Regions from separate parts of the Homo sapiens genome. Here region 1 is linked to region 2. A link is a contact called in ENCODE Hi-C or POLR2A ChIA-PET data. All regions are on one chromosome and are shown on one strand. Each heading gives the region's core, a stretch centred on a gene start or an enhancer-like site at or near the end of the contact. The rest is flanking DNA. Distances are from core to core; before and after follow the strand shown.

Evidence for each region. A loop is a pair of places that touch in the nucleus more often than their neighbours do. ChIA-PET counts read pairs that join two places held with the same protein, here RNA polymerase II (POLR2A). Pooled maps may share reads with other maps.
Region 1: a loop to region 2 is called in a pooled map, with 2.5 times the contacts of the local background. The contact joins the enhancer-like site here to the promoter of OSTM1 in region 2. A Hi-C loop is called at or near these places in 1 of 168 maps with a recorded cell type or tissue (breast epithelium) and 4 of 50 pooled maps. POLR2A ChIA-PET finds 5 or more read pairs at or near these places in 2 of 52 experiments (HCT116 and activated naive CD4-positive, alpha-beta T cell).

Annotation. Positions count from the first base shown.
Region 1 is chr6:108,132,636-108,136,574 of GRCh38, reverse strand. The region is part of intron 1 of OSTM1-AS1 (OSTM1 antisense RNA 1); the gene reads right to left. All of the region lies in intron 1 of LOC124901368 (a long non-coding RNA gene), which reads left to right. Among named protein-coding and RNA genes, the nearest start is that of OSTM1-AS1, 11 kb to the right of the region's middle. RefSeq lists an enhancer at 2,896-2,975. Within about 2 kb of position 2,499, at least 21 of the 41 ENCODE cell types and tissues checked have a DNase peak (open chromatin) inside an H3K27ac peak, as active enhancers do; they include HCT116 and breast epithelium, where a contact is called at or near this core.
Region 2 is chr6:108,073,445-108,077,211 of GRCh38, reverse strand. It overlaps OSTM1 (osteoclastogenesis associated transmembrane protein 1), which reads left to right and starts at 2,471. Exons shown (of 6, transcript NM_014028.4): 1 at 2,471-2,962. The coding sequence starts at 2,561. RefSeq lists a silencer at 2,261-2,700.

The DNA.
Region 1 (3,939 bases), core at 1,250-3,749, 59 kb before region 2:
TTTGTTACCTAACAGGCTATTTTGGAGACTATTCCAAATTGGTACATAACGAGCACCCTCATCTATTTTTTATGGCAGCATAACAGTCCTGTCGAGGATGTAGTATATTTCTTTAACCAGTTCCCTACTGTTGAACAGTTAGATTGTTTTCAGTCTTTCACTATTATAACAATGCTGCAAAGAATAACCTTCTACATATAATATTTTCTACATGTGCAAGTATATACTTCTAGGGAAAATTCCCAGAGAGGAATTGCTACATCAAAGCAAGATTACAAAATTTACAAAAATTACCAAGATAGATAATGCCAAATTGCCCAGAGAGATTGTAGCAATTTAAATGCCTGCGGCAGTGCCCGAGAGCACTTATTTCCCCACAAGTGACAGAGAGCTTTCTAGAAATAGATATCAAGTTGCCCCCACCTTTAATCTGGGTATGTGGACCCAAAAGGTATCTTGTTCCCATTTTTACAAAAAAAGGGAACAGAAGATGCTAATGATGGACAAGCATGGTGGCCCACACCTGTAATCCCAGGGCTTTGGAAGGCTGAGGCAGGAGGATTGCAGCTGAAGGATTGCTTGAGGCCAGGAGTTCGAGACCAGACTGGTCAACATAACCAGGTAGAGCCTATCTCTAAATTGAAAAACAATTTTTTTAATGTTAAAAAAAGAAAAAGAAAAACAGGCTGGGTGCGGTGGCTCATGGCTGTAATCCCAGCACTTTGGGAGGCTGAGGCGGGTGGATCATTTAATGACAGGAGTTTGAGATCAGCCTGGCCAACATGGTAAAACACCATCTCTACTAAAAATACAAAAAATTAGCTGAGCGTGGTGGCTTGCACCTATAACCCCAGCTACTCAGGAGGCTGAGGCAGGAGAATCGCTAGAACTTGAGAGGCGGAGGTTGCAGTGAGCCAAGATCGTGCCACTACACTCCAGCCTGGGTGACAGAGTAAGCCTCCTTCTCAAAAAAAAAAAAAAAAAAAAAAGAAAAATGCTAATGATATGGTATTAAGGTATTAAAGTAACAAAAAGTAGAATATAATCTGAACTATGTAAAAATTTGAGGGGACATAGAAAAATGAATAGACACAATTAAAATATTGCATTAAAATATTAAATAGTAGCAATTAAATTTATAAAATTATAATTTAATTTATAAAATTACAATATTGACAGTATTTAAAGGTTTGTGCTTTTTGATAATTAGCTCTGATTTTGTTTACAACCAGAAAACAATGATCAAATAGCTGCTGTTGTCCTTGGGCTAGGAATCCCATTCCCTTGCAAGTTATCTCAGAGGAGTGCTCCTTTAGCAAAATTATTTAAAGGATTCTCCATTTGGTTCCACTTTAGGCCGGGCACCTGCTGTTTGTTCCCTCAGTATCTCCTTTACATTGCCCTCAAAGATGCCAAGGAACTAGAGCAGTGTCCACAACTCATCTGCCTAGTTTGGCAAATCTACCAAAAATAAAACTCAATTTTTTTTAACTTTTTAAAATAAATTGCTCTGCTCTGTCAATATTATGATCACAGTGGAGCTTTATCTCGTTTTCTGGCTTTTCCACTGCAGTTTGTTTTTCACTGACACCATTAAAATATTTCTGAACCCCAAAAGATCACTCTATCCAGAAAAAGTCCTGCTCATTTGTGAAGAGTCTTTAGGTCCCTCAGGCAGTTTACAGCTCAGCTTCTGCAAGGGCAGTGTATTTTGGAGCATTTCCTCAGGGAGATAACTCCGAGGTATACGAGTTCCCGGCCCTGACTCGGAGGGATCCGAGTTCCTTGCTCTCTCAGCATAAAGGCTGATAGCTGTTGCAGTTGCAATTTTCTCTCTAAACCCAACTCCTTTTGTTGACTTGCAGAGGCTTACATTCCAAAAAAGGTAATTTGAAAGTGCTGCTGAATTTAGATGCATTTTGCTAATTTGTTTTTATTATGCATAGAAATATTGGTATAAAAGGTGTTTCAATTATTTTCTAAGGGAGGGACCTATGTATTCTCTGCAGCCACAAAGCTTTTAAATGGAGTTATTTTTCTCGGCCTATAGCCGCTCTCCCTTTTAAGTACCCCAGCAGAAAAAGTAAGTTTACTGCTCCTCGCACAATGGGCCTCTTCACTTTTCAGGTTTGGGAGACCTGGGTGACCTACGAAAGTTAATTAGAAGGTTAACAAAGACGAAGACAGAGTCGAATCCATCGTTTCTCCTTCAGCCAAAGATGTCATCCATTAATTAGGGAAATCGTTAAGGTGGCCTTTATAGAATCCATAGAAAATCTGTCGTTGGCGGTCGACAGTTTTGATCAGATTTTCCTCTCCCCAATAATGCTATCCTTAATGGTACGAAAAGCAGAGGGCCGGGGCAGGGAGAGGGGCGCGGGGAGGGGGTGGGAAGGATGTGTTTCAGCAACAGTACAGTTAACCAGCCGCCGGTGCTGACGGCTTTGATTCTCAGGCTGCCCCGCATACTTGCTCCATGATGTAATCCTTATTGAACCTGGAGGCCGAGGGAGCGGGAGGAGCCGTGCCACCGCCTCGCCGCCGCAGGAGGCCCCGGGAGTTAATAGCGCCGGCCTCTGGGGGAAGCTGCGCCTGGGTCCGCAGCCGAGGCTGCCACTCAGCTGCCGGGAGGCGACTCGGCCCCGCAGGCCCTGGGCTGGGGCAGCTCCGTGTGGGGGCGGCCCTCCAGCCGTGCGGTGGGGCCCGGCTCTGTCTCCGTTGCTTTGAGGCTTTCTCCCTGTCTCTCTAGGGCTTCGCTGGTTTCTCTCTCCTTTTCCTTTGATTGTCTGGCACCGAAACACCAGCTGAACGAAGGAAGAGTTCCAGTCTGACAAGCTGTTTGCGAATGGAAAGTCTGGTGTTGGTGGTGGCACAGACACGCCCTGCCTGCCATGCCCTCGCTCGCCTTCTCTCCTGCACGTACAAGACTGTATCTTTCAGTGTGAATATCATGTATTTAAAGGGTTTCGGTTTGAATATCATGTATTTAAAGATGGTGTTAACTCTGAGTATGGGATGCCTTTAGTTTTCAATGTGGATTTTTTTTCCTTCTTATTATGTTAACCATTTGAAAGTGTACAGTTCAGTGGCACGAGGTACGTTCGTATTGTTGTGAGACCATCACCACAGTCCTCTCCAGAATTTTTTCATCTTCCCAAATGGCAACTCTGTATGCACGGTGGAACTTATTTTTGAAACTACATGGCAGGGTTGGTTCCATCTTTTTCAAGTGATCATCAATGGATTCTCTTTAAGGAATTAGCATCTTTTAATGGATTGGAGTTTTTGCGTAGTTCTCTATGGCAAAAGCTGGAACAATGTCACATGGCCCTTGTTTACCATGCAAAAAATGTCAGTGTACTTTTGGCCTCTCACCAGATTGATATTGAATGAATATTGCACAAAACCTTGCCTCGACGGTAAATTGCCATTTTGGTTTGCTTTACTTCCCTCATGGCAGAGTGGATAAGAGGTGCTGCCCCTCAGCAAAGAGGGAAGTGTCACTGTCCGCTCCTAGCAGCACAGAGGAAAGAACCACAGACAAAATCATATCTGGTGACACCACCTACACCCAGGCCCAGTGGCTTCCTCAGCTAGGATGGAGAGGAACTTCTCTCCCTGTCGTCTTCCCAGCCCCATCTCCTCCCCACCCTGCAGGAGGCCAAACTTAGACCCAGTAGCCCTTTAGTGGGACCATTCCTCTTTTCCTGGCTGTGAGCTGGGAAAAGCGGGGAAAATGAGGGAGGGTGGTACGCTCCCAACTTCCCAGAAGAAAAAGTAGTAATTGTCAAAAATCAGCCTAATGGGCTGGGCCTGGGTGCAGTGGCTCACGCCTGTAATCCTAGCACTTTGGGAGGCCGAGGGGAGTGGATCACCTGAGGTCAGGAGTTCAAGACCAGCCTGGCCAACATGGTGAAACCCCGTCTCTACTAGAAACAC
Region 2 (3,767 bases), core at 1,222-3,721:
TCTGCATCAGGCTGATGCTGCCACCCTCCCTCACACCACTGTCCTCTTCAGCTTACCTATGCTCTGACACCTCTCTCTGGGCCTCTGACACCCCATTCCTACCAAGCACCGATGCCTATCTTGCTCTACTTGACCTTTAAGATTGAATTGTTCCGGGAATGGAAAGGAAAGGAAGAGGGAAAGTGTCTGTAATTTCCTTAAGTTTTTTTTTTTTTTTTTGAGCAGGAGCACAGTGGTGTGATCCTGGCTTACTGCAACCTCTGCCTCCCAGGTTCAAGAGATTCTCCTGCCTCAGTCTCCTGAGTAGCTGGGATTATAGGCATGCATCACCATGCCCGGCTAATTTTTGTATTTTTAGTAGAGACGGGGTTTCACCATGTTGGCCAGGCTGGTGTCGAACTCCTGACTTCAGGTGATCCGCCCGCCTCGGCCTCCCAAAGTGCTGGGATTACAGGCATGAGTCACCGTGCCCGGCCCCTTAACATGCTTTTTGAAGCCATCCTTTTACCACTACAAACAATATTGTAATGAATAAGTGTCTATGACAAGGTTGTGAACTTGCTGCATCAAAGAGCTTGTGCATTTGCAAGGTTGTTGGTTCTGCACATTGATTTCCATAGAAGTTAACAATTTACACATCCACCTGCAACACAGGATGGTGCTTGAAAGAATTTAAAAGAAAGATAATTCTAATACATAGAAAGACCTAAGAGTTACATGATGACTTTTGCAAAACTTAAGACAACTTATTTTCTCTTTTGGAAATACGTTTATTGTTACACAAATCAAATTTCCTACTATTCAGTTTCTTAGTAACAAAAATGAAACAAAATTTAGCTATCCCAAGCAAATTTAGGAACATAAAACAATAACCAAACAGACGGGGTAAAAAGTAACTATAAGAACCCCCAGGCTGGGCACAGCAGCCTGTGCCTGTAGTCCAATTGTTTGGCAGGCCGAGGCAGGAGGATCCCTTGAACCTAGGAGTTCGAGGCCATCCTGGGCAGTCTAGCGAGACTATGTCTCAAAACCAAACCAAACAAAATACACAACAACAACAAAAAAGTTTTTGAAGAACCCTCAGAAACATAAATTAGGACCCTAAGCTAAGTAGACTTTAGTGCAACAGCTCTGCAATTTACAAGGCAAAAATTACAACCCTGAAAAGCAGGATGACACAAAGCCCGGAAATAATTTTCTACCAACCTGGTTGGTCAGATACTTGTCAGAAAACTGTTTTCCAGGTTATGAGCTTAAATTCTTTTTACAGACTGGCAACGGTATCAGGACGCTTTTTAGAGTGTCCCCTGCTATTGCCTCGGGCATGTCAGAAACTGGATAGGAGTTTCAAGTTGAGCAGTTTGTCCAGGATTTCCTGGGCTTTAGCACTGAACGCGCTGCGTCCCTGGTACCCCTTCAGTTCCAAGCAAACCTGCTTGTTGGCCACTGTAGGACCAGACTTACGTCAAGTACAGTTGCCACTACACAGATGTGGCTACTTACATTTAAGTTAAATACTTTTTACTTTTGAGATGGAGTCTCACTTTGTCGTGCAGGCTGGGGTACAGTGGCGCGATCTCGGCTCACTGCAGCCTCGACCTCCTGGCTCAAGCCATCCTCCCCGCTCAACCTAGGACTACAGGCTTGCGCCACCACGCCCAGCGGCTAATTTTTGTATTTTTAGTAGATACGGGGTTTCGCCATGTTGGCGAGGCTGGTCTCCAACTCCTGGCTTCAAGCGATCTGCCTGCCTCGGCCTCCCAAAGTGCTGGGATTACAGGCGTGAGCCACCGCGCCGGCCCTAAATTAAATTAAAAATTCAGTTCCTCAGCCGGCTCAACACCACACATGTGGCCAGTGGCTGCCTTAATAACGCAGATGTAGAATATTTCCCTCATCTCACAGAGTTCTGACAACGCTGAGGCAGACAGTTGAGAGTTTTTTTAAAAACAAAAACAAAAAGCTTGGAAACCGCTAGTCTCCACCACCTATAATAACCAACGGGCATTATTACTCTCTCCAAATGGGATGAGGAAAAAACTACGCTAAGGAACACCATGCAGAAAATCTGCCGAGGCACAGGCCAGCGGGGTTTCTCTGCGAACGCAGCCGACGGCCATTTCCACAGCGGAGGCCGTCGTCGGTCCAGCGAGGTAAGAAACTTGTAGGACGCCCGGAACTCCCAGAGGGTTGGGCGTTCAAGGGTCAGGACCCCCGAGATGCAATTGTCCAAAGCGGTGGGTGCTCGTGGTCACCGGCTGGCGAGCCTCGGCTACGGATACCCCAATGCACCACTCCGCCCCGCCCCGCGCCTAACGCCGGCTGGAGAGCGCGCGGCCGCAGGGTAGGCGCCCTCCCGCACGCGCGAAGGCCTGCGGCCCGGAGGCAGCCGGCAGCCAATGGGGCGGGGCGCCGCGCGCAGGGGGCGGGGCCGTGACGCGCCCTCCTCGTGACCCGGCTCTCGGCCTGCGCTCGCGGAAACCGGAAGCGGCGGCTGTCCGCGGTGCCGGCTGGGGGCGGAGAGGCGGCGGTGGGCTCCCTGGGGTGTGTGAGCCCGGTGATGGAGCCGGGCCCGACAGCCGCGCAGCGGAGGTGTTCGTTGCCGCCGTGGCTGCCGCTGGGGCTGCTGCTGTGGTCGGGGCTGGCCCTGGGCGCGCTCCCCTTCGGCAGCAGTCCGCACAGGGTCTTCCACGACCTCCTGTCGGAGCAGCAGTTGCTGGAGGTGGAGGACTTGTCCCTGTCCCTCCTGCAGGGTGGAGGGCTGGGGCCTCTGTCGCTGCCCCCGGACCTGCCGGATCTGGATCCTGAGTGCCGGGAGCTCCTGCTGGACTTCGCCAACAGCAGCGCAGAGCTGACAGGGTGTCTGGTGCGCAGCGCCCGGCCCGTGCGCCTCTGTCAGACCTGCTACCCCCTCTTCCAACAGGTCGTCAGCAAGATGGACAACATCAGCCGAGCCGCGGGGGTGGGTACAGGACCACGTCCGGGACTGTGGCTCAGGAGAGTTGGGAAAGGAGGAGGGTGTAATGATGGTCAGCGCTGGGGGCCTCAGTTTCCCCAACAGTAAGAAAAAGGGGTTGGACTGAGTCTGTAGAGTTGGGTCATCAGAAAAAGGGGGTGGCATTATGGGGCTTGGGATTTGGGTTTTTGCTTCCAAGAATGCTGTTGGACATCTTTGGTTCATATAGGTGTGATTGGTTTTCTTGGGGGTCCTGATTCCCCAACCCTCTTGCTCTTCCTCCACCCACTCCACCACGGCTTCTTCTCATCTTCACCTGGAGTTGCCAGGAAGGATCCTTTTCTGAAACAAGTGGGGTGGAGACACTGGTAGTGGTTAGAAATTTGAGCTTTGTAGCCAGAAATGTTCATGTCCACCAACTTCTAACTATGTAACCTTGGATTAATTATCTTCTCAGAACCTTAGTTTCCTCCTCTATAAAGTGGAAAGAACATCTGCCTAATGCGGCTGTTGGAAGAATTAAAAGAGATATTGCCTGTGACTTCATCTTAGTGATGTGAACAGTCTGGAGCTAGCTAGCGGCCAGGACTCCAGTTCCACTCTGCTTATTAGCGGTATACTATGGGCAAGTTACTTACATTCTCTGTGCCTGTTTACTAATCTGTAAAATGGGGATAAAAGGAGGTTTTAGAAAACAACACATAGTAATACCTCTAAGTAAATGGGAGGTAAATTTTTAAGAAATTGTAAGACTGCTCTTCATTCTTCATACCTTAAGGGTTCTCTAGGTGTGTGGTAGCTGCTGTGAGGC